Linked DNA regions of Homo sapiens: region 1 is linked to region 2. A link is an interaction called in ENCODE POLR2A ChIA-PET data of the cell type or tissue named here. Cell type or tissue: Panc1. All regions are shown on one strand.

What was found. Peaks named below come from ENCODE experiments on the same cell type or tissue, not always from the same donor. Only the 100,000 strongest peaks of a DNase experiment are listed, where the experiment ranks them.
Region 1: POLR2A ChIA-PET joins it to region 2 with 14 read pairs; 6 of 35 experiments call an interaction of 5 or more read pairs at or near these places.

Annotation. Positions count from the first base shown.
Region 1 is chr2:69,513,605-69,516,104 of GRCh38, forward strand. AAK1 (AP2 associated kinase 1) reads right to left here. Exons shown (of 22, transcript NM_014911.5): 13 at 867-1,145. Among named protein-coding and RNA genes, the nearest start is that of SNORA36C, 5.3 kb to the right of the region's middle. In Panc1, no CTCF peak of the experiment used is centred here; no DNase peak of the experiment used is centred here.
Region 2 is chr2:69,647,979-69,650,478 of GRCh38, forward strand. It overlaps a transcript of ANXA4 not described here. Among named protein-coding and RNA genes, the nearest start is that of AAK1, 5.5 kb to the left of the region's middle. In Panc1, no CTCF peak of the experiment used is centred here; no DNase peak of the experiment used is centred here; H3K27ac peaks cover 949 bases.

The DNA.
Region 1 (2,500 bases), 130 kb before region 2:
GAGGCCACTGTGCCCAGCAGAAAGATGGCTTCTTACTTTTCCTTTGTTCCTCTAGTAGTTAGACTTCCCTGGGAGTAACAGGGTAGCTGTGACACTCTACCAGCTGGGTATGCAAAATGTCTTTTTCTAACACCATAACATTTTCTATCACTATCACTCAGAAAAATAAGAGTACAGAAAAAAATCCACTTATCACAGGCCAAAGCATGATGTGCCCGTGTGTGTTGAAACTGTAGAGGACAATCAGACGAGGGGTTCTGATGCCATACTCAGCCAATATCTAAAAGTGGACATGCCCAATTTCTAAATTGATAAGATGGCTCAAATGACTGGATACTCAGATGCTCTGGTACCCAGGGGGATTACACCAGGGTGAATGGTCTCAGGTAAGCAGGCCCTTGACGGGAGCTGCATGGTAAACTTAAATAATGTGATTAGTAATGTCATCCAAGACAAAGAATAAACACAACATGGAGGACCCAGGGCCTGGAAAGGGCACAATGGATCAAACTGCCCCTTGAAGAAGAGAAAGGGATTAGCTTTAATCCTGCCTAGGTCCTTGACTGTTCAAAGTGACACAGACAGAGATGATGAACAGATCTTCCTGCTAGCCTAGTTTCAGAGTGATAAAAATTAAGAAGGCTCTTCATCAGTAGCCTAGAATCCTTTTTTAAAAAAACCTCTATCTTCTATAGAACATCCATACTATTCTTGGATATATCAAGGAAAGATCAAATAATTGAACCACCCAGGTGGGAAAGCAACCTGGACCCTCATCAGCTGCTGCCATCTTTCCCACCCTTCCCCTAGCTCTCGCTGCACATTCCTCTGCTGCTTTTGTGCTCTGAGCTCTGGTTGATTCTTACCGCTGGCTCCTGGGCAGGGGCTGGCTGTGGGGCTGCAGCTGGCTGTGGCTGGGGCTGCTGTCCTGCTGCCATAGTGGGCTTTTGCTGCAAGGCAGCCTGCTGAGTCATCAGCTGTTGTTGATGCAGGGCTGTGGCCAGCTGTTGCTGTTGCTGTTGTTGTTGCTGCTGCTGCTGCTGCTGGTAGAAATTCTGCATTAGCTGCTGTTGAGAGCCTCCTTGGGACACCACAGGGAACTGAGCAATTGCTGGTTTCTGGGTTGCTGGATGTACTGCCTGAAACTGAGCAAGAAATGAGGAGATGAATAAGGGCCTGTCCCAGAATAATAGTCACAAAAGACAAATGTCTCAAAAACAATGAAGACCAGTGCTAAAGCCAAAGGCAAGGGCAAGTAGAAAAGTCTTGAGGCTAGGCCTAAAATCTCATGATAGAGACCTCAGGGAATTAAAATACAACACAGCAGCAGTCCCTTACACTGCTAGGCTCCATCCATTGCACCAGGCTGCCTCCTGCACTACAGACTGGCCTTCCAAGTGGGTTTCTGGGCCTTGCCTAAGGGAAGCTATCTGACTAAACATCATGTGACTCCATAAGCTAGAGTATAGCAGGAGCTAATAAACGATCTCCTAATCATAGAGGTAATCCTTCTTATAAAGGGATTTGAAGTAGCCAAGATTAAAATGCTTCCCTACCTGAACAGGATGAAGCAATGATGACACTGAAAAGAATAACCTAAATGTTAACTCAACTATTAAGACTCATCTCAAGTCTTACTAAAAATTATTTCCCAAGAGCTCCATTTTTATTAAACTTCCTTAAACATTCAAAATAGCCAGTGTGCTCTATGACGCTTCCTTTTGTTTGTTTGTTTGAGATAGTGTCTTGCTGTGTTGCCCAGGCTGGGATGTAGTGGTGCAAGCAATCTCGGCTCACTGCACCCTTGACCTCCTGGGCTCAAGTGATCATTCCACCTCAGCCTCCTAAGTACCTGGTATCACAGGTGCACACTACCATGCCTGGCTAATTTTTTTTCTTATTTTTTGTAGAGACACAGTCTCACAATGTTGCCCAGGCTGTCTCGACCTCCTGGGCTCAAGCAATCCTCCCGCTTCGGCCTCTGAAGATGCTGAGATTACAAGCATGAGCCACTGTATCTGGCCCACACTTCTTATATGTCTCTCTAATCCCCACTGTTAGGGGCTATGTGCTACATACACAAACAGAGCTCAAAATAAGGGCCTGCTGATGAACTAAGGTCAACACTGTATCTTTGAACATCCCGTATACTTTACGTAGTTATTAGAGTCAATTGGGAGGATACTGTTTGTCTACTGGGGCAAAGTTAAAGGGTTAACAAATTAGAAGATGTCAAAAAAAAAAAATAGCTGCCTACTTATAACAGCAAAATACTGGAAACAACCCAAATGTCTATCAACAGGAGACTGGCTGATTAAATATTTATGATAGATATATCCTGAAGGAAATATCTAATAGAATACTCTCAAGTTGTAAATAAGAATGAGCAATACCACTATATATGGGTTGGTGGGGATGGACTTTTGCAGATTTAACTCTGAAACTATGTAAATGTTTCACATATCCACAAAACAGAATTAAACTAAAATTTAAAAAGCAA
Region 2 (2,500 bases):
GTAGCAGATGAACATGTATGGTTTGTTAAGTTTGAAGGAAATGATTTGACCTGTGGTACACCTAAATCATGTTACCATAAACCCAGTGTGCTGTATCTTTGAGGAAATCAAAGGAAAGGGGACCACCATTAATTAAAATCCTTAACTGAGTCAAGCACTATGTTGGGTATTTAATCATACCATTTAACCCTCACAATACATCTATGAAGTGTGCATTACTTTTATTGGTGTGGAAACAGAGGCTGAGCAGGATTAGAGTCTGTCAACTATTTCTACAAAACATCTTAAAAAGGGCAGAGCCAAGACTGACCTCAAAACCCACATCATTTTCATTACACCATATGGGCTTTCTATGTTGCCGTCTTTTAGCGAAGTGGAACTTGTTAGAAATGCAAATTTTGGGGCCCCATCCAGACCTACTGAGTAAGAGGGAGGGGCAGAGGCAGCAGTTTCTGTTCACAAACCTTTCAGGTAATTCTAATACACATTCAAGTTTGAGAACCACTGTTTAGCAGAAGCGAACTTGTAAGAACCATGTCCTTTTTAAAAAAATGACAGTTCTTGCCCAGGCATGCTGGCTCATGCCCGTAATCCCAACACTTTGGGAGGCCGAGGCAGGTGGATCACTTGAGGTCAGGACTTCAAGACCAGCCTGGCCAACATGGTGAAACCCCGTCTCTATTAAAAATACAAAAATTAGCCGGGCATGGTGGCATGCACCTGTAATACCAGCTCGGGAGGCTGAGGCATGAGAATCACTTTAACCCAGGAGGCGGAGCTTGCAGTGAGCCGAGAGTGCACCACTGCACTCCATCTGGGGAGACAGAGTAAGACTCAGTCTCAAAAAAAAAAAAAAAAAAAAAAGACGTTTCTTGATTTTTTTAATTTTTAATTTTCTTTCTTTCTTTTCTTTTTTTTTTTTTTTGAGATGGAGTTTTGCTCTGTTACCCAGGCTGGAGTGCAATGGCACAATCTTGGCTCACCGCAACCTCCGCCTCCCAGGTTCAAGCGATTCTCCTGCCTCAGCCTTCCTGAGTAGCAGGGATTACAGGCATGTGCCACCACGCCTAGCTAATTTTGCATTTTTAGTAGAGATGGGGTTTCTCCATGTTGGTCAGGCTGGTCTCGAGCTCTCAACCTCAGGTGATCTGCCCACCTCAGCCTCCCAAAGTGCTGGGATTACAGGTGTGAGCCACCGCGCCCAGCCTAATTTTCTCTTTTAAACTGAGCCTTGTCTTCTTATTTTCCAGTTGATTTTGGTTTTGGATTTTGTTTAAGAAAGTAATTATGTGCTCATTGAAGAAAGTAGATAGAAGAAAATAAAAATCAGCTATAATTCTACCACTCAGCGATAATTGCTATTGACATTTTGATCAATTTCCTTTTAGCATGTTTCCATATATAAGTACCTTTTTTACTATATTAGATCACATTATATATTTATATTTTATTTTTTTCATTCCATAGTTTCCTATTTCATTGTATATTCTCTAAAAATATTCTTTTAGTAGTTGCTTAGTAATCAGTGCTTTACTGTCAAATGTTTTATTTTTAAATGTTACTTTTTATATGATTAGAATGAATATTCTCTTGTATTCTCTTGTGTGCTTCTTTGATTTTCTTTCTTTTTTTTTTTTTTTTTTTTTTTTTTAAGACAGTGTCTCGCCCTACCGCCCAGGCTGGAGTGCAGTGGCACAACCTCAGCTCACTGCAGCCTCGACCTCCTGGGCTCAAGCAATCCTCTCACCTTAGCCTTCTGAGTAGCTGGAACTACAGGCTCACACCACCACGTCTGGCTTTTTATTTTTTTATTTTTTTATTTTTGTAGAGACAGGGTTTCACCATGTTGCCGAGGCTGGTCTTGGACTCCTGAACTCAAGCAATCCACCCGCATCAGCCTCCCAAACTGCTGGGATTAAAGGTGTGAGCCACTGTGCCTGGCCTGATTTTTTTTTTTTTTTTTTTTTTTTTTTTTGAGACGGAGTCTCACTCTGTCTTCCATGCCGGAGTGTAATGGCACAATCTCGGCTGACTGCAGCCACCACCTCCCGGGTTCAAGAGATTCTCCCACCTCAGCCTCTTGAATAGCTGGGATTACAAGCACCCGCCATCATGCCCGGCTAATTTTTGTATTTTTTGTAGACACAGGGTTTCACCATGTTGGCCAGGCTGGTCTTGAACTCCTGACCTCAGGTGATCCACTCACCTCAGCCTCCCAAAGTGCTGGGATTACAGGCATGAGCCACCGTGCTTGGCCCCATGATTTTCTTTCTAAGGCTACGTTGTTATAAATGGAATAATTAGGTCAAAAGGTATGAATGTTTTTACAGCTAGAGAGCCAAAGTACCCTCCAGGAGATTGATATTGATTTGTTCTCCATTCACTGATCCAGTAAACAAATATTTATTAAGCACCATGTGCTAGACTTTAGAAAGTTTATTACAATAAACAAAATAGTTACACTCCTTGCCTTCAAGGAGCTTTTGGTGGTTTTTGTATC